Regions from separate parts of the Homo sapiens genome. Here regions 1 and 2 are each linked to region 3. Evidence: chromatin loops called from intact Hi-C (ENCODE). Cell type or tissue: endothelial cell of umbilical vein. All regions are shown on one strand. Region 1 has its middle 34 kb from the start of C18orf54. Region 2 has its middle 33 kb from the start of DYNAP. Region 3 has its middle 24 kb from the start of CCDC68.

The links. A loop is a pair of places that touch in the nucleus more often than their neighbours do. Peaks named below come from ENCODE experiments on the same cell type or tissue, not always from the same donor. Only the 100,000 strongest peaks of a DNase experiment are listed, where the experiment ranks them.
Region 1: it touches region 3 in a loop (16-fold over the local background); 16 of 110 quality-filtered maps call a loop at or near these places.
Region 2: a loop joins it to region 3, with 18 times the contacts of the local background. A loop is called at or near these places in 44 of 110 quality-filtered maps.

The regions. Positions count from the first base shown.
Region 1 is chr18:54,388,324-54,396,323 of GRCh38, reverse strand. No RefSeq gene overlaps it. Among named protein-coding and RNA genes, the nearest start is that of C18orf54, 34 kb to the right of the region's middle. RefSeq lists an enhancer at 3,470-3,539. In endothelial cell of umbilical vein, a CTCF peak has its summit at 3,585 (motif pointing left); DNase peaks (open chromatin) are centred at 3,593 and 7,383; H3K27ac peaks cover 1,107 bases.
Region 2 is chr18:54,554,666-54,562,665 of GRCh38, reverse strand. No RefSeq gene overlaps it. Among named protein-coding and RNA genes, the nearest start is that of DYNAP, 33 kb to the left of the region's middle. In endothelial cell of umbilical vein, a CTCF peak has its summit at 3,493; no DNase peak of the experiment used is centred here.
Region 3 is chr18:54,979,050-54,987,049 of GRCh38, reverse strand. No RefSeq gene overlaps it. Among named protein-coding and RNA genes, the nearest start is that of CCDC68, 24 kb to the right of the region's middle. In endothelial cell of umbilical vein, a CTCF peak has its summit at 3,736 (motif pointing right); a DNase peak (open chromatin) is centred at 3,799.

The DNA.
Region 1 (8,000 bases), 590 kb after region 3:
TTCTCAACTTCTTTAAAAATACTCCTCCTGTGCTTGTAACTTGCAGGCTATTAATAGAGATTAATTCTTTAGACACTTCAAACTTGGGATTGACTCCTTAAATAAAAAACAACTGAGCAGTATCAGTAACATCACTGACTCATCAAGAGACAAGCAAAACCATTGAAATGAATTTTTCTCTGCTTTTTATTTGACTATTGATGTCGCTTTCAATGTCTTCAACTCTTTGAACAACTATTCTCCCCAAAGGGCTAATAGTCTTAAACACGTGTATTTTCTCTGCACACATTCCTTCAGTTGCTGCAGTCGAACTCAGTTTAAATAACCTAACATTGATAAACAGATTTCCTTACTTGACCCACAAATGAGCCACTCAAAACTTAGTGGCCTCATTTCCATTTATTATTTTTGTAAAGAAATTCTACAGTGATGCTATTAAATGTTCTAGTTTATCTCACTGTTGCTTTCCTGTGAGTTGGAAATACTGTGATAGATCTTCAGCCTAGTCATGGTAATGTATATTTGTATTCTTTTAGCACAGCTGTAATGTCAGTGCATAACAAACACAATGATTTGCCACCTAATTTAATAACAAAATAAACTACACTCCACCATGCCTAAAAGTATGATATTTGAAGTTCATTTTCCCCATCTTGTTTGACATGATGGGTATGCACTGGCAGTAACAAATAAATAAAATCCTATTGTGGCAGGCCAATTCCCCCGACAATCACACAGACAGGTCTACACAGTACTTCAGTTACACAGACAAATTTCCACAGCACTGCCTTAACATTGAGCAAATAGTTAAATCTAGGGAAACCAGTGCCCAGACATCAAAGCTAGAAATGAAACATATTGTCAGTAGGAGCCTTGCATGGGCTTCTCCCTAACCTGGAGCAAGTCAAAATAATAGAGACAATCTTAAATTCTTAGTGCCGGGATCTGTCTGAGAGTCAAGGTAACAGAGGCAGCTGTTTGAATAGATTCACTGGAGAGCGCAAGGCAGCTCTCCAGACCAAGCTATAAAGGAGATAAGATAGAAATAATCACTCCGGTTCCACAGTAGACAGGCCTGAAGGTACTGGTGGTACTGGGGCCCTTTTAATCAGACTTAGCAAGCATTTTTTGCCTCTGACCTTCTAGTTGAAACAAAATTAGTTACCAATAGGCTTAGGCGAATGCTATACTGCACGTAGGCACATAACCCCAACCTATATAAGCACCAAGAAAATTATAACACTTTGAGTTGGTCTGATGGAATTATCTCTGACCTTCTCCCTGTATCCAGTTACAACAATCAATTCCCTTCTGTCCTAGTTTGTCTGCTTCTCATTATTGGACCTCGAGAAAATGCAGCCAGAGCCGGCTTGGTTCTGGAAACACTACGGTACAGTTATATGTGCAGAACTCAAAACGCTGACAAGTAATAACCACATCACTTTAATTCGTAGTGCATGGAACAGCAGTGCAGTGATGAAAATACCATATATGGCCTCTGTTGCAACTAGTCAGTATTGCCAATGTAGTGCAAAAGGTGGCCTGTAATCCCAGCACTTTGGGAGGCCGAGGCAGGTGAGGTCAGGAGTTCAAGACCAGCCTGGCCAACATGGCAAAACCCCGTCTCTACTAAAAATACACAAATTAGCCAGGTGTGGTGGTGTGCACCTGTAATCTGAACTATTCGGGAGGCTGAGGCAAGAAAACCGCTTGAACCTGGGAGGCAGAGGTTGCAGTGAGCAGAGATCGCGCCACTGCACTCCAGCCTGGGTGACAGAGCGAAACTGTGTCAGAAACAAAGAAAGGAAGGAAGGGAGGGAGGGGTGAAAGGGAGGGAGGGAGAGAGGGAAGAAGGGAGGAAGGTAGGAAGGGAGGGAGGAAGGGAGGGAGGGAGGGAGGGAGGAAGGGAGGGAGGAAGGAAGAAGAAAAGAAGCAAAGAAAGGAAGGAAAGGAAGGAAGGAAGGAAAAAGAAAGGAAAGAAAGGAAAGAGAGAAATTGGGCAGGCACTCACACCTGTAATCCCAACACTGGGAGCCAAGGAGGGATGATAGCTTGAGCCCAGGAATTCAACATCATCCTGGCAACATGGAAAAAATCCCATCTTTACAAAAAATAAAAAATTAGCCAGGCATGGTGGCATGTGCCTGTTGTCCCCTCTACTCAGGAGGTTAATATGGGAGGATCCTGTGAGCCTGGAGTTCAAGGCTGCAGTGAGCTGTGATTGTACCATCACACTCCAGCCTGGGCACAGAGCAAGACCTTGTCTAAAAGAAAAGAAAATACATAAATGATTAACTGTGATTATGTTCCAATAAAAGTTTATGAACACTAAAGTTTAAATTTCTTTTGTCATAAAATATGACACATCTTTTAATTTTTATCCAACTATTTCAAAATGTAGAAAACATTCTTAGCTGGCAGGCCATACAAAAACTGGTAGTAGGCTAGAGTCAGACTGTAGTTTACCTACCCCTGATTTGATCTTACTTCTCCCCACTTCCTGGTTCAGGACCTACGATGATCTAGAAAGGTGCATGATCAGAATGAGTTAATCAGCACTGACAGCCTCCTCTTCCAGGCAGGGTAGATCCTGCTTTATTAAAAGGATGATTATTTCTACTAGATTGCTAATAATCTAGTTCCAGAAGAACCACTGATTGACCATTTTTAATTACCTTTTGGAAAACCTCTAGTCATGTCTCAGTTTTGACCTTTATTACAAATCTGTCAACATCAAAATCATTCCTAACTTGCCCTCTTTTTATGCAAGGTGAGATGTGTGGTCCTGAGAAGATGCTGTTCAAACTATTGAACCAGATCCTTGATTTACTTGCGTCTCCCAGATAAGGAGGCCTGTGGAAGGATTTGGCTCATTCTTAACAAGTGAGAACTTCCAATAGCCAGGGAACTCCAGTACACAGTTGGTGCCATGTTTGCACTTTTTCATTTAAACCTAAGATCACGGGTCATAGAGAATGCGGCTTTCCAGAAACTAGAGCAGGGACTTCATCTCCCAGGTACAGTTCAAGATTTGTCATTTATAAATAGCGATGTTCTCAAAGTTTGTATCTTATCCTTCCCCCCCACCCCCCGCTCCCCGCCTGCCTCTTTCCGCATCCCACATTTTCTGTTTTTTTTTTTCCCTGACTTAAAATAGGAGAGATGTTGGGGAGGCTACCACCACAGGTTTAGTCCACTAGGTAGACTTGATTTAATCATGCATATGAGAAGGACGCCTCAGGGTAAGAAGTAATAAGGATATTTCCTTTGAATCCCTGTTCCTAGCTCACTATATCAAGTTTATGTCTTGCTGAACACCCAAAGCCAATTATTATTACATTTTTTACATTCTTAAGGACCGCCCTTTAGACTAGCAAAAAGCATATGCCAAGGCTAAAACATCCTTCCATTATGTGAGTGTTGGGAGGATGACCAGGGAGAGACCTGGCATAATGTGAAGTTATTAGTGGTCTAACAGGAATCCTGGGGCTGAGGATGCTAAAGGGAAGTGAAGTGAGTTGGGGCCAGAGTCATAATGCTTTATGTCTACATCAGGTTTCCAGAAGGAGAAAGGTGCCCTCTAGTGGAATAAAAAAGCATAACAGCTCTTACTATTAATAACGCTTCTGTTTCTACAGGCAGTCATTACTGGCTGAAATTCTGACACCATGAACTGGCATAATTCTTTTTACCAGCAACAACTAACACAAATCACTTATTATATTCCGGGAACTGTGCTAAGTAAGCACTTTACAAGCATTACCTCACTTAATCTTCACAACCGTATGAGATAGATACCATAGCTCCCCTTAAGAAATTGAAGATCAGAGGTTTAATTTGCCTAACGTACTCCAGCTAATAAGAGAAGAAAAAGATTACAATTAAATTTTAAACCCTCCTAAGAAATCTGCCTCATAAAACTATGTACGTGCACACACAGAGAGACAGAGACAGAGAAAGAGAGAAAGAGAACAAGAACTATATTTTTTAAATATCTGCTACTCTTTGCTCATTTTTTCCTCCCCCATCTTTTTTAAAACCATTTTATTAAGGTATGATTGATGTTGCTTTGCTCATTTGTAATAGAATATCTAACTATTCTGCTTTGGCTTGGAATGAGCAAATCTGTTTCTGAATAAAATTTTATGTTTCCCCAGGTTTCTCTTTAAAAAATTATTGAATACTTGTGATTTAAAGAGGCATTGACTTTTTAATTGTTAGAGGCACCATCATGAGCCAGGTCATGAACAATATTATTCCTCACTGTCACCAGTGCTTCTGGACCACCTGCCAAAAGAAACTTCTTTGTGTTCATTTCTGTTTTCTTTTACTTGTGTCTCCCACACCCAAAAAATTGTTCAATTAATTAAATATCTACTACTGCAACCTAAAATAAATTAATAGCCCTCTTAACATTATTAAAATACTATATTCTGGGAACTTGTTTTACACTAAAACATCACAAAAACCTCACGAAGAGTAGCTCTATCTCTGAACAAAAACAATAAGCCTTCATTCTACCTTTCATTACTATCTAATGAAATTAACATAGTATATTGTTGCCGTGGCATCAGGTTTTAAGGACTGGCTACTAAAAAGAAGAAAAAAAAAAATGGCTTTAGTATCTGAAAAAAAGTTCCACTTACTGCAAGCACAAATCAATATAGGGACTAACAAAAAATTAATATTCATTTTAGGCTGCATCAAAAATGCTAATCCCCTTCCTTCTGCCCACAGAATAAATCTAAAATTCTTGGCTGAGTATATCAAGTACCTCAGATGGGCCCCCAAGCCACTTTCTCAGCCTCATTCATTCAGAGAACAAGTATTTTTGGAGCATTTTACATAACTGCTAAGTGCTCTTCTAATTGTTAGGGATACAGCAGTGAATCAAACAAAGGCCCCAACCTCAATATTAATTAAAGAAAAACAAAGGAGGAAAGGGGCAAAGAGTAATGGCGTAAGCAATGGTGGTGGCCAGGGTTGGCCTCTGGTAAATGACGTTTGAGCATACACCTGAAGTAAGGAAGTGAATCACGGAATATTTGAGGAAAGACTATCCAGGTGGAGGAAACAGTGCAAAGCTCTGAAAGCAGACACTCATGTTCATAGTAATTGAGAAGAGCAAGACCAATATGGCTGAATTATATAGCAAATGGAGTGGTAGAAAATGCACTGGTTTTGTAAGGTGAGGGGACTGAGAGATATTGGCATACCATAGAACTTTCTAGACTACGGTAGGAATTTCCGTTTTACTCTGAAAGGAAGGCAGGGGAAATTTTAAGAAGAGATAAACATCACATGACATGTTTGCAAAAGATTGTTCTTGCTGTAGTGTGGAGAATAGAATGGAGAGGGCATTTTATTGCCTTAGAGGCAAAAGCAGCTTTATGTCTTATTCCTAGTGTCTCCCTCAACTAAATGTATTAGCCCTTTGGCAATTTGTATTTTCTGAGCTCATATGTGCCAGGCATACGTTTTCTCATTTAATCCTCAAAACAAAACTGCAAAGTAGATATCAAAAAAGAGAGGGAAAACAAAAAAGGCTCAGGCAAGGTCAGGACACTTGTCCACAGTAAAGAGCTAATAAAATAGTGGAATCATAAATCTGCTGATTCTGAAGCCCAGACTTCTTTTACAGCACACACTATTCTGATTCAACAAATTCTGTAGCAGGCTTTTCACCACTCAATCTTTGCACACATATTATCTCCTGGCTAGAAAAAACACCCTTCAGGCTGGGCCCAGTGGCTGATGCCTGAAATCCCAACACTTTGGGAGGCCGAGGCGGGTGGATCACCCGAGATCAGGAGTTCAAGACCAGCCTGGCCAACATGGCGAGAACCTGTCTCTACTAAAAATACAAAAATTAGCTGGGCGTGGCAGCAGGCGCCTGTAATCCCAGCTACTCAGGAGGATGAGGCATGAGAATCGCTTGAACCCGGGAGGCAGAGGCTGCAGTGAGCCAAGATCACGCCATTGCACTCCAGCCTGGGTAACAAGAGTGAAACTCTGTCTCAAAAAACAACAACAACAACAACAAAAACACACACCCTTCTACTCAATTTCCTTGATGGCAAACTTCTGTTTGTTTTTCTATATCAACTCAAGTATCCTCTCCTGAGTGAAATCTTTCCTGGTTTTCCCCAGGCCACTTAGCTGATCCATCTTCTGTGCTTCTTTATCAGTTGTTCTATCTTCATTTCTCTGAAGCAACACTTACCTGGTTATAGTATACATTTCTCCACTTACATATTTCCTCCACTGAGTTCCTCATGATAGAGCGACGCCTTATTTGTGATCACCACCCCCCACACCCCCCGACACACACAGCCCTAGAACAGTGCCAGGAGCCAAATAAATACTAGTTGAATAAAGTACTATAATAAACTATTAAACAGAGTCCCCACATTCTACTCTATGAATTCTGGACATCTGGTGCCACATTAAAAAAAAAAAATTGAAAGCTAGAAAGCATCTAGAAAGGTGAAACGGTAAAGAAGAAATAAAACTTTTACCAAAGAAATAATTTAGAAACATTGAGCCTAAAGGATGGAACATTACTTCTGTTGATTTCAACAGAAATTAGGAAGATTGAAATATGTATATGAAATTGTCTTAAGAGGCAAAATTAAGAGTAAAATGTGAAGACAGAAATGTAAATCATGACTTAACTGAAGCAAGTATATGCTAAGAAACAAAGCATTCCGACTGCAGAGAATTTTCCACTTCCAGAATTGCTCATATAAAACTATATGACCATCTTGATGAAAAGTAATGAAAGGAATGCTCTATGCTCCTGCTATATTGAGGGTGCCATTCATGTAACTCCAGAATATAAACAGTAGTCCCAATTTCTAGTTCATGAACTATTTTATGAAGTTATCACATTCATTAGATTTTGAAAATATTGGCTCAAGAGTTTTCACGGTTCCTCAGTTTTCTAAATGACCTGGTATTTTCACTACCTTACCCATATGCCCACATTTCTTGGACAGGCTATGCAATATGTTGCAAAACAAGGAGGGCAAAGGAGGATGAGTGAGATATTTTATATTTACATTGTGATGAGCTCTCTCATCAAAACCTTCCTACAACCTGATCAGCTTCTGCACTAGTTATCAATGTACGGTCTCTCAGCTCCCAATTCACCCCAGAGGGTCTCTCCTGCTGCTTTCTGGCAGCTACACCATCAATAAGAAGCGTGGGTGTGAAGACATCTGGGGCAGCTCTGCCCTAGCCACGCTCTGGTAATGTATTATTCTTAGTGACTTTATAGACCTCATCCGGGCTGGTGATCACCTTCTACGACCCTCCCAAAAGAGACACCTCACACTCCAGATGTCCTGCCAGCACTAGTGCCCCTCCCCCAACTCTTTCTGCATTCTCACACACTGAGTCACCATTGTGGCTTCCTGCTTGCCTGGTAACTAAACACCAGCCAGCACTGGTCTGAGCAAACCATAACTTTCACTGCAATCCAGCGAGCCACAGTTACCCTTTTTTCAACAAGGTCTGAATCCAGACTTTGGGCTCCCTCTTCCAAGTCTGCCCTTTCTTGGGTACTCTCCCTCAACTAGTTTAAAACTTTTTTATTAAACTTCCCTTGTTTAAAATCACTATTTGGTTTGCTTCTAGATTAGACCCAAACTGATAGTGACCATTGAGCCAGGCTTGAAAAAGCAACACAATGCAAAACCACATGTGGTCTGCATGTGTTCCCTAAATTCATGTGTTGGAAACTTAATTCCCAATGCAACAGTATTGGAAGACAGAGACTTTTGGGAGGTATTTAAGTCATGAGCAGAATCAATGTCATTCTAAAAGAGCTTGGTGAAGGAAGCTGGTGGATCCCTTTTGCTTTCTGTCCCTTCCATCATGTAATGACACAAAGTTCCCCCCCTCCAAAGAATGCAGCATTAAGACGCCATTTTAGAAGCAGAGAGCAGCCATCACCAGACAGCCAAACATCTGCCAGCAGCTTGGACTTCCCTGCCTCC
Region 2 (8,000 bases), 420 kb after region 3:
ACAAGGGGTCATAGATGATCAGAGCTAAAAGAAAACAAATTGCTTACCAAAAGCAACCTTGCCAGTTATTTTAGAAATAAAATTACTGAGACCAAAAGTGGTGTGGAGACTTTCCACAATAACTGTTCAGAAAGTTCTATCATCCAATTTTCTCCTGCTAATCCTGGAGTGCCTGCAACTAAAACCACCATTTAAAACCCCCCATGCAAAGACACGTTCTGTATTAGTAGTAACTCAATGCTCTGACAGAATACCAGAGTCCAAGCTCAAGACAAAGTTAAGAAAGATCAAGTATTTTGCAATTGATCACCATGCGTTGTGTGGTCTCTATCTCGCCTCAAGGCCTTCATGCTCTATTATAGGGAATAAAGAAGTGATATGTCTCTGTGTATAATAAATCAGATTGTTCATCTATAAAAAATAATAAGGCACTGTTATGAGTGTGACAGGATTAAGAAAGATGAAGAAATTTGAGCTCAGCCAAACAGAGGACAGAGGCTATAATCAGAGCAGGAGAGGGCTGGGAAGGAAGGACGCCATCCTTTATGATGTGTCACTCCTGAAAGAGGATGGTTAATGCATTGTATGATAATCAGCTTACTTACTCTTTATGGGTTGACTTTGACTCAACATAGAGAAGAATAATCTAATAGTGTAAGTCAACTAAAGAGATCAAGGCAACATCCTATGAATCACAGAGTAGCAAAGTGAAAAAAGCTTGAACCTCTAAAACCTTCATAAAGAAGAATTACTGCAGCACTGTAGACTTTTATAACAGCTGAATTACATCTTTAGTAGTACACTAACATATTACAGCAGGGAGGAGATACTATCTTAATTTGGCCCTGGGGCACAATAACCACAGCATAGATAAAATTTTGCAAGCATTCTTTTGTATTTACACCTTATTTTGATAGCCTACAGATGAATAAATTATTTCTGATGCTTGTACAATAACTGGCACATTCCACTTTCAAAATGCCTAATTGATTACACAGTCGCAAAACTCAATTACGAAGTACCAAAGAAAATATGTTACTGCGAAATTCATCTGATCTCTACATTGTCAAAGAATATTTCTTATGCAGGTATTAGTATATTATTCAGAATAGAATACCCAGATTAATATGATGTGCAAAGAATGTATGGGTAAATCCAGGATTGTCACTTTTCCCAATACCAGAGGCAAAAGTGCACCTTAGATTTTTTTGCACCTTAGATTGTGAAAATGATGCCACTTGCAGTTGCATATCCCACCGCCTTCACAGTCACATACTTCCACTCTGGTTTTTCTTTCTTTTTTTTTTTTTTTTTTTTTTTTGCCAAAAGAATTTGGAAACACTTATTAGTAAAGTAGTGAAAGTGCTTTGATATTTGGCCATTCTTTAGCCAAAGAAACTTGGTGGTCTCTTTTAGGTTCATCTATTAATGCTATGTCAATTTGTTTTCTATTTTGACTAACACACACACACACAAACCCCTTGGCTGAAATTTCATTATGGTCTGATGATAATTAAAGCAACTTAGTTCATTCATTGGCTGAGACCAATGTGACAGCTCCAGTTCTCTGATTTTTGACAATATTCAGGCAAAGAGATTATCTTAGTTCCCTTTTTAACTGTTTGATTGGCATAGTAACTAACAAGCCAGACAAGAGGTTTTAAAATATAGTGCAATTAGTGATAACTATATTTCCAGTATTATTCAATTAATTTAATGTATGAAAAGTCATAAAAATACACAGAGGTGCAAAAAAATTTCAAAAACCTTCTCAGATGGGTATTAATTCAGTGAGTGCTTTGCATAAAATCACTAAATGTAGAAGTTAAAAAAAAGAAAATTTTATACATTCTCTTATGTAATTATCATAAAGAATAAGAGTGGTTCTTTATTTTACTCAACTTCTAATACCAGTGACAGAATGTCCTTTCAACAGATTAAAATTAATGAAAAATAAATTAGATAGTATCTTGTAATAATAATAATTAATACTACTCAAAATGGAAACAAGCAGCTGAAAAATGTTTTGAATGATTGATTAAAAATGCCAAATGCATTTTTAATGATAGTGTCTTTTCTTCATTCATTCAGAAAATGTTTATTGAAAATGTAATACAAGTCAGGTTTTTCTGAGAAATAATGATCTACAAAGCAATAAATAAAACAGATTAAGTACTTGTGTTATTGGAGCTTACATTCTAGTCTTAATGCAGTTGGTAATACATATAATAATTGACTTTTGATTACAAATGTAAAAGTTCTTTTAAGTAACAGTAGTTGTATTCTTTTTTAAGGCAGGGTCTTACTCTATCACTCAGGCTGAAGTACAGTTGGCATGATCACACTCACTGCAGCCTCAACCTCCTGGATTCAAGCAGTCCTCCCACCTCAGCCTCCTGAGTAGCTGGGACTACAGGCACATACCACCATGCTCAGCTAGTTTTTTGTATTTTTTGTAAAGACAGCGTTTTGCCATGTTGCCCAGGCTGGTCTCAAACTCCTGAGCTCAAGCGATCTGCCTGCCTCAGCCTCTCAAAGTAGTTGTATTATATTATGGATAATAGTCTGCTTTTAAAAAATGTATGCAATTATATTTTAGATACAAGGACCTAGAAATATGATCAAACTCCAATGAACAAAAGTGAACTCTATCTTCCAGACTCTATGTCAACTTACAATGACCAGGAGCTCATTCATTTTCTAGAGTACAACATTTTCTCTTGAGTTGACCTACACTACTAGATCATTCTTCTCTATGTTGAGTCAAAGTCTTCTCAGTAACTTTAACTTATTGCCCCGGGTTCTGTTTTGTAGAGAGATACCCAAAATAAATCAAATTATTATTCTACACATGCACTCATATGTTCACCACTGCATGATTCACAATAGCAAAGATATGGAATCAACCCAGGTGTCCATCAATGATAGACTGGATAAAGAAAATGTGGTACATATACACCATGGAGTATTATGCTGCCATAAAAAGAATGAAATCATGTCCATTGCTGCAACATGGATGGAGCTAGAGACCATCATCTTAAGCAAAATTAATGCAGGAACAGAAAACCAAATGCTGCATTTTCTCACTTACAAGTGGGGGCTAACATTAAGCACACACGAACATAAATATGGAAACAATGGACTACTATATGGTAGAGGGAGGGGCTGTGGGTTTAAAAAGTATTTATCAGGTACTATGCCCACTATCTGGGTGACAGGATCCATACACCAAACCTCAGCATCGTGCCATATTCCTGTGTAACAAACCTGCTCGTGTATCCCCTGTATCTAAAATAAAAGTTGAAATTTTAAAAATTCTTCTAAATGGTAGTTCTTATTTTAGCACCACAAACATGCCCCCTCATTACTCAAATTTTAAAAAAAAAAAAACTTCTTACAAAAAAAAATTACAATTTGACTTTTACCTAAGTCAGTTATTTTTAATGGGGAAGAGGTAAGGAAATGAATAGCACCATCTGTTGTTGCAAAATGTTACTGCAGCCTCCTAAATGGGTGTTAACACCTGGGCAGCATTTTCCACACTTGCCAGTACTATTACAATTGTAATAATAACAATTAGCACCACTCAAAATGGAAACAAGCAGCTGAAAAATACATTTTGACCCATATGAGTAATTTGTCTAATTCCACATTACATTAGATTAAAAATGTCAAATGTGTTTTTATCAATAGAATATTGTCTTTTACTCCCTCATTCAGAATGAATAAATTCACTATAAAAAGATATGTGCTTAACAAGTAGGTGCACCTCTCTGTTCATAATTTAATTCTTATAACCCCTCTAAGAAGGAAAGATTATTATCCCCATGTGTTGATGAGACATCAACTCTTAAAGAAACACTCAATGACTCACAAGCTAAGTTTAGTGTGTGAATCTGAGGTTACCTCACTTATCCAACAATCATTTAATTAAGGTCATTCTATAATTATTGTACACCTTTGTTAATAATAGGAGAAGAAAAAGTATACATTGTAAAATGGCAAATTTTATGATATGTGAATTATATCTCCATAAAGTTGATATTTGAAAAGTATATTGAGGGGAGATGGGAAAAGTGAATTAGAAATGAAAGACATTTAGAAGTGAATCATTCAAAGGGACCAAACAAAAACACTGAAAAAAAAATAAAGATACTGGTGACTTATCTTCAAATGCATCAGGGATGCCTAGATGTTATTAACACAAGACAGGGCAGCAAAACAGAGGTAGTGTTGAGGGCTGGAAATAGAACATCCATGGGGCAGGAGTTGCAGGCATCCAGGCTGTAAGTAGTAGCAATGGCTTAGCAAATCTAATTGAAGATGCCAGGCTTCCTATCCATGCAAACACTCCAATCTCCAACCCAGATTTAAACAGATGATCAGCACTAAGGCATCCCCATTGGAGAAGCCCATCCTCTCACCGAGTACAAGAATCATGAATCTATCAAGAGCTCTGCAGGTCTTGCAGTCTTAGTTAAGGTCTGTAGGAGTCAGCAGGTCTTTAGCATTTGGAGGTAAAGTTTATGGAAAAGACCTAGTCTCCAGGGGTGAGGCCTGAAAAGAACAAAGTATGGCTGTAAGCACTCTTGGGAAATGAGTGGGAATCAACCAGATATTCATCAGCAATACAAAAGGGATCCTCTAATTATCAGACGCTGCAAACTAGCTCACAGAAAAGGGATTAAAAGCTGCAGGGCCATGATGGAGTTGTCCAATCTGAGGTCCTGTGGGAGCTGGGGACAGCTCTAACCCTACAATCACAGTGGGACTGCAGGAATCAGGAATCAGCATTGGGACATTCAGCCCCCACTCAGGGCCACAGCAAGGAAAGTTTTGAGCAGAATGTCAGGGTAGGACTGTGCTGTCACAGTGGTCAGAGTATGGGATTTGCCACCTAATCTGAGTTGAAGGTGGCAGAAGATGAGTATGAAGCACCCCTGCCCAACAGCAGAAGATAAGGGGCAGTAGCACTAATATAATTATTTTCTTTGACCCAGTTCTGCCTGGGACTAGGACAGACGCTGGGGCAAGAGAGAGGTTACAGGTGAGGGGGTTTGGTGGATTCAGCCATGAGGACCTGAGAGAGGCTCAGGCAGGGCCCAAGGGATGGAGCTGGAAATAAACATATTTGGAGTGATGATTTTCAACGTGTAAGAAAGCAAAGAAAATAATCTCTGAGCAAAGAAGCTGGTCACAGCATGGAGAAGAGAATCAGATCTTAAAGGTCCTGATGTACACAGGTTAGAAAAGGTGAGGAAGAAGGGCACTAGAGAAGGCGAGAGCAGCTAAGACAATGCAGAGGAGCTATAAGATTGAAGGAAATTATAAAGATAGGGCCAGGTATACAGAAAGGCTGTTGTGAAAATGTAGAGAAATGGTATCAATGTACAAAGTGAGAAAGCAGATGATGAGAACTTTGATTTTAAATCTAGAAGAGATAAGACATAACTTCAAGAAAACAGCATGGTCATTGTATGTGAATAAAATATTGAGGGTTGGGGTTCCATTCTCAGTAAAGGACAAATGACTGTATATCCCTGGATTGTCTGAGCAATAAGAGTAATATTCATGGTATTGATCACTCACTGCATGTTAGGCACTATGTTGAGTCTTTTCACCCAACCCACCCTCCCTTCCTACCAAATCCATTGCAAACTCTCCCAACTGTCTTCCCTATTTCCACTTCTACAATCCCCCAAACCCTTTTCCACACAGCATCCACACTGTTGATCTAAAATGAAAGCAAATATGCCACTATCCTGCTCAGAACACCTCAATGGCATTTCCTTTTCAGAGGGGAAATCACTAAAACTTAGAATGACCTGTAAGACCTTAAGAGGGGGGTAACCCCTGCTCTCCTGTCAAGCTTCATTGTTCACTCATTTATATACTTACTATGTCCCAACCATGCTGTCTTAAAAAATAAAGAAATATTTCAAATATAAGAACAGACAGAAAGAATTTTACATTGAACAGAATGTAAATGTTTCTAAACTATATATCTAAGAATGGATTTGCTAGATTCAAGTGTATGTGCATCTTCAATTGCCACGTTTTGCCAAATCAAGCTCTAAAACTACCTGTGTACATTCTTGTAGGAATGGTCTCAGTTTTATACCTACTTGCTAAAAATTAGGTATTGTCAGATTTTTAATTTCATCAGTTTGTTATAGGAATTGATATCCCCTGGTTACTGTAATTTATATCTTGTTCGTTTATCAATTTATTAATTCAAGAAATATTTATTGGATGCCTATATCTTCCAGGTCCTGACCAGAATTTTGAGCAACGAATAAAATTGCAAAGATTCCTGCCCTCATAGAGCTTCTATTCTAAATTCTGCATGCAAAAGGAGGGGTCTTGATAAACATTACAGGTATTTATTTGGGATCCAAAGAACTGTCTCTGACTAGGGTAGAGATGAATTGGAAACAAACTGACCCTCACAAGCAGGAAACCTCAAGTTTGAGTCATTTCCACACCTCATTGAATTAAGGTGATCCACCTCCAACCCAGCTGCCTGCCAGAAGTGGATGTAGATCATTTCTGGAGAAAGAGAATCCTTCTAAGATTCTCAAATTATTTCTATAAATTTTTCATGAAAAAATATTGGGCAAAAATTACTATGCATGTAAGAAAATAACATTTGTATGAAAAACAAGAGAAAGAAAATATACAAAAAAACAGACACACAGGAATAAAGGTACTGGAATTTCAGATATGACTTGAAAATCTTTATGATTAACATGTTCAGGAAATTAAAGATAAGGAGGTGAATTTGGCAGAAACATAAAACTATTTTAAAAATTTAAATTATAAAACTGAAAATAAAATAATATTAAGAATTCAATGGATGGCTTTGCAAACCAAAAATAAAATTTTAAGCTGCCCAACCATCTGAATAGACCTCTCCTCCTGGCAAAGGCATCCCAGAGTTAATCTGAAAAACTAGTTCAGGCCATGATGGGAAGGGGAGCAGCTAGACATGCCTCATTATAACCTCCTTCCTTTTGGAATGACTGAGAAGAGACTCTTTAAGTCATAAGAAACATTTACTCTCTGAAGCCTACTATCTGGAGGCTTTATCTACATGATAAATTCTTGGTCTCCACAATCCCTTATCACAACCCATGCATTCCTTTCTTTATTTTTCTTTTGAGACAGTGTCTTGCTCTGTTGCCCAGGCCGGAGTGCAGTGGTGCGATCTTGGCTCACTGCCACCTCTGCTCCTGGGTGCAAGGATTCTTCTGCCTCAGCCTCTTGAGTAGCTGGGATTTACAGGCCCCAGACCTTGTTATTCATAATAATTCTTTCAACAAATTGCCAATCAGAAAATCCTTCAATCTACCTGTGATCTGGAAGCCCCTGCTTTGAGTTGTCCAGCCCTTCTGGACCAAACCAATATACATCTTACATATGTTTATGGATGTCTCATGTCTCTCTAAAATGTATAAAACCAAGCTCTACCCTCATCACCTTGGGCACATGTCATCACGACCTCCTGAGGCTGTGTCACAAGCTCATCCTTAATCTTGGCAAAATAAACTTTCTAAACTGATTGAGACCTGTCTCAGATACTTTTGGTTTACAAATTGGCAACCTCAAAGGGATTCTGAGCAGAGGTGCTCCTGACCTTTGACAAATTTCCTGTCAGTGCCTGGCACCAGCTTGAGCTATCTTTATTGCTCAAAACAACAGGACAATTTTCTGGAGCCTGGGAGCTCCCTTCTCCATAGAATCCCCAATCTCCCAAAATCTGGTTGAGATTTAAAGTTTATTTAGCTGTACAGCTCCTTTTCTGGAGTTTTACTCACTTCCAACAAGGAAGGCGCTTGTTCCTGCTTCCATGGCAATAGAGAGGAGGCAACTGCTTTCTGGAGTTTCAGCTCACTTCCAATAGGGAAGGTGAATTTGAGGGTTTTTTTCCCCCCTGCTGCTAGGATGGTAGATAGCAGTCTTGAACCTGGGCCCCATTCCTGGGTAAGTAGCTGAATTGG
Region 3 (8,000 bases):
ATGCAGACATATATGTTCCCAGGCCTTAGTGGGTTTGCAATCTGGTTGAAGTAGAAGACTAGCCATCCTGAAAAAAAAAAAAAAAAAAAACCAGCAAGCATTACTAGAAAAAATACAATTACATGTTCAATTATGTGGTACAGATTCTGAGTGTTCTAAGAATTCAGGGCACAGTTGTATCTGAGGCTGGAGAAACAACTCAAGGCCTCATGGAGGAATGGTGTTTTTAGCTTAGACTTAAACGTGATTTACTAGCACTGCAATTCCAAAATCCACTGGGGCAGTGGCTAATTTTCAGGGCAGGAACTGTGTCTCCTTAATCGCTGTACTTTTCCTCCCTAGCGCTCCGTGTCTACACCATTGGATTTAGCTCCAAATCCACTCTATCTTGTCCTGTTTACTGTGGGCTCATGCATGCTGGTCCAACTGTATCATAAATTCTTAAGAGCCAGGCCTTTAGTTTACAAGTTTGTATCAGTTTTGTGGCTCAACATAAGAGTAAATCATACTCTTTATGACACAGGCCTTTCTTAACTCTCTTTATTGAATTGAAATGAATTTAAACTGTGGGATCAGGGCAGGTTTCAAAGGAAATGAAGTTATTTAAAGAGAAATCTGAGGAGACAGGAGAGGAGAGGATGTCTCTGTTGGATGCTTGTGAAGGACAAACATACCACAAAAGGGTGATGTATATATAAGTCATGGGCTGGCTGCAAGAAGACTATGAGCCTCAAGTCCTTTGATTTTTTTTTTTTTTTTTTTTTTGAGATGGAGTCTCACTCTGTCACCCAGACTAGAGTGCAGTGGCGCAATCTCGGCTCACTGCAACCTCCACCTCCCAGGTTCAAGGAATTCTCCTGCCTCAGCCTCCTGAGTAGCTGGGACTATAGGCATGCACCACCACATCCAGGTACTTTTTGTATTTTTAGTAGAAATGGGGTTTCACCATGTTGGCCAGGATGGTCTTGATCTCCTGACCTCGTGATCCACTCACCTCAGCCTCCCAAAGTACTGGGATTATAAGCGTGAGCCACGAGCCTGGCCAGGAAATTCTTTTTAAGACTCAAATGATTAGTCAGAAGTAAAATGAAGCGCACATGGCATGTTTTATTAAAGTGGGCATGCCAGTTACACTATATTTTTAGGTAACTTGGGGGAAATAAGAAAATCAGCACAATTAAAAGTAGTGTAATTCCTATTTGAGATATGATGCCATTTGTATCTATTAAAATGTCTTGAATGGCTGGACTGATCTATTCATTCATGCAAAAATATTTATTTAGTGACTACTGTGTGTCTGACACTCTTTTGGGTATTAGAACTATATCAGTGAACAAAACACAAAAAAACTTCCTCTATTCTGAAAGCTTACAGTAGAAGGAGAGAGATAATGGTCAATAAGCATTCTAAGTAAATCATATAATATGCTGAAAGATCACACATGCTATTGGAAAGTGAAAAATAACTAGAGTAAGGGGCATGGGGAGTGCCTCAGGGGAGGTTGGGGGACAGTTACAATTTAAAGATGACATTTAAAGAAAGGCTTAGAGGTGAGAAATTTCTGTGGAGGTGCGAGGAAGAGAGGCAGAAAGGGAAGCTGCTTGAGTAAAGGCTTTGACATGGGATCTTGCCTCCTGTCTAAAGAAATGCACAGGCCAGTGTGGACCAAGAACAAGGTGGGGACAGGCGTGGAAGAGTAATAAGAAAAGTCAGAGAGGTAGCGGGGTCAAAACTGTCTAAAGCCATGAAGGCCATTATGGGTACTTCGTCCTTGGAGAAAAAATGGGAGCCCTTGGAGGGCTTTGAGCATGAAAGCCGCCACACTCTGATAGCTGAGTCACATTCTTAAAAGTATCTACGTCAAAACTACAAGGTCATGCCTCTTCCTAGGATGGGCTGCTGGGGGTGGGATGGTGTGGAGGCCACTGCAGGAATCCAGGTGACACGGGATGGCCCAACCACAGTGCTGTGAGAAAGGGTGGGTTCTTGGTATACATTAAAGGAAGAGCCAAAATAATTTGCTGATGGGTGGGATGTGGTGCATGAGAGAAGTCAAAATGACTTCAAGGCTTTGGGCCTGAGAACTAGAAGCAGGGAGTTGTCCTTCCCTGAGGTGGGAAAACTGGGAGGAAGAGAACATGGCAGAAAGAATAGGAGTTCCAATTCAAACATGTTAAGGTTGAGCAATCTGCTAGATATTCAAACAGAGATTTCCTGTATTAAGGAATACTAGAATCTAGCTTTGTGGATTCAGTGGAAAAACTAGACTCTTCTTTTCAAAGAATATAAGCATATCCGGAGATTCACAGATTTCTGATTTCCAAGAAGGTTGGTGACTCTTAACGTCTGTTTGTTTTCATTTCTCCTTTAAATTACATTTCCATTTTATTAACCTAAAATTTTGTATATATAGTGTAATTATTCCTCATCAGGATAGACCCAGTTATTTATTTCCAAATTGCGAATTTTGTTTGGTGATATAAATTACCAGTCAATATCACAAAATCTTGGAAAGCATCACCTACATCATTTCAAATGCTAAGCAAAAATGGACTTGTGAAGCCCAGCATACCATTAAATTGTATATTTAGGGATTTAACTTTAGATATCCCGAGTTGCATTTTAGTCATCCAACAATCATTTATTGAATAAATACCATGATCCTGGAATCGTGCTAGCATCAGAGGGCCCAGAGACTTTTAAAAATGCCCTTTTGGCATCTTTAGGAGCCTGTATGGGCAGAATGGTTGGCTTATGGAGAGGGTAAGGAGCTTTTAAATGACTGAAATATTCATTGTAATATAACTACGAATTCAAGCTTGGGCATATGGGTGGCGGAGCACTGGAGGAAAGTACAATCTCTCTTTTCTTCATTCCATGTGCAAATTCCAGCTCCAATTTTGTGGACAATTCTTTTATTTACTAGTTCTTAGTACAACTCTTTCTATTACTGCATCAAGAGGTGCTGGTCCTTCTCAGAAATGACAGGCAGAAATAGGTTAATTAGATCAAATATTCACAGCTTCTGGGTTGCCCTCCCAGATCACAGTGTTTTATCCTTTAAACAGTGACCACTGAAGTTCGAGTCTGGAAATGGGCAATGCTTTGTCAGGCAGGAGTAAAGGAGTGAGCTGCCCAGATCCCCCCCACAAGAGTGTCTGCTGTCTTCAGTCTAGCAGAGAGGACACACTGGCCCTCTTGTTTTCTTTCTTGGAAGCCTAGAGCCACTTCCGAGGATCATACGCATTCAGTAAAGAACTTAATATCACCCCCCACCCCCAACGTGCCATATTTAATACAGTGAAGTCCAGTCCCAATGTTTTGCCTGTGATAAACTGAGGAAGGTTTCTGCTCCGACGAGGACCTGGGCTCCGAAGGCAGGTAGTCCATTCATGCCTCAGTTCCACAGCTTGGGGCCCAGTGACTTTGGGTGAGTCACTTAATCGGCCCCTGCCTTGGTTTCTTAATCTGCAGGAAGGGCGGGTGGTTATGTAGTAACAGGGTTGCTGTGAGGCTCATATGAGATAATCCAGCTAAAGCTTTTAGCACACAGCTTAGTACAAAATAGATGCTCAATAAACGTTAGGCATTTTACATTCTGATTTCAGTCCTTGAGTTTACAGTTAAAATTTTGATACATCTAGAGCCAAGACTAATCGTGTGAAACAAGACAGCCCTACAGACAATATCTAAGAAGATCCCCTCAGCCCTACTCCAGGATCCTAAATACGTACACTGTTTCAGGAACCTGGATGTCTAGACGTTTTATGAAATGTCCACTAGGTGGCAACATGTTGTCATATTTACTGTCCGCACTGTCTAAATTTCTAACAGGGATCCTGAAAAACCACATTCACCTTATCTGATACTTAACAATTTTATCATAAACAAAACCAGATTCGCTACAGTCATTATTTCAACTAAAAAAAAAAAAAGCTCCAGTTAGTGGGCTCTTGTTTTAAAAATAACATATTTGTTATTCACATTGTTTGAATGGTTATCCTTGTATCATACGAACAATATGATGTTAAATATCACACTTGAGGATTTCTCTGTTTTTTATTCTTATGCTCCTATTTGATTTTTAAATGTTTTAACACATTGATTACCTGACAAAGGATGAAGGATTTAGATGTTTGTCACGATTCAAAAAAAATCTCATTGCATGACCTGGTCATTTGGCATCATATTAACGACTTGGGGAAAGAAAGGATAAAATTTTTTTTTTCTTATGCATTTTATGTTCTTAAATCAAAGTCTCGATGCAGACCCCAAAACCAAAAATGCCAGCAACCGCACATGGGACACAAACCTTGTGTTCTACCAGGCTGGGATTTTTCAGAAAATTCAAAGTAATCTCTCTAAAATGAACATATACTTTACTTTCCTTGCTATTCCTTTAAAGTGTGTTTTTTTGGAGAAATGTAGATAAGGAATGAAGGAAGAATAAATGGATGACTCTGACATAAAAGGAGGCTTTGGGATGCAACTGTTATGTGACAGCAAGGAGTAAAAATATAAGAATTTGTGGACGAGGAAGAGAGGTGGTAAGAAAAGGTTCCCAGTGATGTGAATTAGGATTGAAGAACTCCAGCCTGAAGAGGGGATTGTTATGTGGAGCACAGTTAGATAATAAAACCGCTATAAAGACACATGAGAGATTTGTATGATAAAATGTTATGTTATCTTATATAATAAATATTTTGGTACATGATTGAGAGGTCTTTGAGAATGCCATGATACATTTTATTGTTCATTTATATTTATTAAAAGCATAAAATAAAAGGGTAAATAGTTGATATTAACAAATAAAGTTCCAGAACAAGTTCTGTCTATAGGCATTTCTTATGAATTCTTACTGTCTATAGTAAAATAATGATATATTACTGATCACTACACATGTTAAGCTTTTACTTTTTAATTAAAACTGTCATTAATGATCCAGCTACTGCCTGGAAATTAACCTCAGGCTTATTATAAAATTAGCATTTTCAAAGTCATATTTTAAAGCAACATTTAAATGTCTGTTGTTCTTAGTGGTAGGGGGCTCCATAGTAGGAAAGGAGGCATATTGATTACAACACAGATTATTGAGGAGGATTGTCTCAGCATACCCTTCCAATTATATTGAAAATCACCTTGTGATAAGACATAAATATCTGTAAATGTTATATAATGGGGTTTTATCTGTTTGTTTTGCAGAAAGCACACTGTTAGTAAACAGATGGTTTAGAACTATTATAGTTGCCAATAACTGGAAACTTGGCCCTAGAAAGGACAAAATACTGTATATAATTGTTCATTAAACAAATATTTATTGACTCTCTGATGTGGGCCTTAGAAATTCAATAGTGATCCAAATAGGCATAGTCTCTGACCCCACAACTGCTCCTAGATTCTAATAGAAAACAGACAATAAATAAACATTGTAACACATGTGGTAATGATGGAAAAGAAGGCTACAGGAAATTTGAAATAAAAGAAGAAAGTTTACCTAGAGTACACACTGGAATTTAAGTTTACTAAATAAATGACTTGTACATGTAAAACAACAACAACCAAAAACCTAAACAAAACCCCATATGGTTTAATATTGCTAATTAATGATCTTTCAAATAGCCAGTAAACATGTTTCACAGCACTACCAATTTGTTACCATCCTGCTATCCTTCAAGCTAGCACAAAATCTACAAAAGAAACTCTTCATCTGATTCCCATTTAACTGGCTCTCTGAAATTAATCTCTAGTGTCCATGGCATGGATGCCATTGATAACATCTGTGAGTGATGCTCACTGCCTCTGGATCCCACAGCTAGTACGCTAACTCTCTGGAACCCCAGATCCTCTTCTCACATGACTGGGTTGTGTGTTTATTAACCATCAATTACATGCTTTCCCCAAACTGATGTGTACCAGTTCTACTCTACATTTTAGTTTTATAATTTACTTGAATATCTTGTGAACTGATGAAGTAGGACAAAAAAGAATAATTGTTTTTATGAAAAATAAGTTGAATGCTTTGAAAAGGACCCAAGGATAAATTGCTAAAAAAGATTTTGCTCCCCAAATAGGAAATGGTAAGAAAACAATGGATTCGAAAAATCAATGAAAATCTAGAAGTGTCCTGTACTTAGATTTCCTCCCAAGTATGTTTATGTCCTCACTTTTCTTGAAAAGAACTGAAGCTGGACACTTTAGACTATGCTCTTTTAGGTGTGTTTATTTAAAATCAAGATGCTTAGGCTGGGCACGGTGGCTTACGCCTGTAATTCCAGCAGCACTTTGGGAGGCTGAGGCGGGCGTATCACTTGAGGTCAGGAGTTGACCAGCCTGGCCAATATGGTGAAACCCTGTCTGTAATGAAAATGCAAAATTTAGCTGGGCGTGGTGGCACATGCCTGTAGTCCCAGCTACTCGGGAGGCTGAGGCAGGAAAATCACTTGAACCTGGGAGGTGGTGGTTGCAGTGAGCTGAGATCACACCACTGCACTCCAGCCTGGGTGACAGAGCAACAGCCTGTCTCAAAAACTACAAAACAAACAAACAAACAAAAAACAACTAACCTGGCCTACACATATTGAACTTTTCTACTGCAAACATTCAGTGGTTCCTTATGAACCTGACAAATTAAATGTATATTTCTCACCATGGAGTTTCAAGCCTCCCAAAATATAATGGTGATTTACTTTTCATGTAGTATTTCCTACTATTCCCCTGCTTATATCCTGCTCTCTAGTCAGTACATTACCTGACATGGCTAACTGTGGTAAATTATGATGGTAAAATCTGACAGTTTTATGCCTCCTGGTATCCATGTCTTTGTGTGGCCGCCCCCTGCATTGACTCTGGGCTTGGCCATGTGGTTTGCTTTGTCCAATGAGACATTGGTAAATGTTACAGAAGCAGAGGCTTGAAGGGGATACAAAATTTCAGCCAGATAAGAGGAGTAAGTTCAAGAGAACTATAGTACAACATGGTGATGGTAGTTGATAGTAAAGTATTGTGTTCTTGAAAATTGATGAGAGAGTAGATTTAAGTGCCCTCACTGCAAAAAAAAAAAAAAAAAAAAAAAAAAAAAAAAAGATAAGTATGTGAGGTAATGCATACGGTAATTAGCTCAATTTAGCCATTCCACAATGTATATCTACAGTATTTCAAAACATATTATACACAATAAATACATACAAGTTTTACTTGCCAATTTAAAAAATAAATAAAACAAAGCAACAACAACAGCACTAAACAAAAATAAAAACAAATTAAAAATGCTTTGCATTGGGGATTGTTCTCTTGGAAAATGGCTGCTGCCATGTGGCAAAATCCAAGTCAGCCTTTCTGAGGGTTAGAGCAGCTCACCTGTCCCAGGTGGATCCTGGCTGCCTTATTCAACAATGCTGCTTGAAACAATAGCCTGACCCTAAACTTGAAGACATGGGCTGACCATAGATTAGTCACCTGGTAGGAGCCCCTGGCTGTTCTTTGACCACAGATGGACTAGTTCCCAGGCTAGCTGTACTGTGTGATTTTTCCTTTTCCTGAACCCTTAGCCCTGCCTTTACCCTCCCCACTCCTGTGTCATTGCTCCCGGGAAACCATCTGAATGGAAACCCCATTGACAAAAATAACACACCACTTACAGAGAGCCTGTTGGCCATCCAATGTAAGGTAAATGATTGAAATGTGTGAGTCCATTGAATCTTCGCTTTGGACACGTTTTTCCATCACACAAAAGTTTACCAAACACAAAGTTGGAAAAGACCCTTTAAGAAATTGTTTAATATACTTCTAAAATCATTAAGTGCCATAGAGAATAACATTTCCTTAGGATTGCTTTCTTAAATCCTATAGCCTTCATTTTCAAGGAAAGTGGCTTGATATAAGTGCAGGTGTGCCTCGTTTTCTTGTGCTTTGCTTTATTGTATCTCGTAGTTACTGTGTTTTGTACAAATTGAAGCTTGTGGCAACCCTGTGTCGAGCAAGTCTATAGGCACGATTTTTCC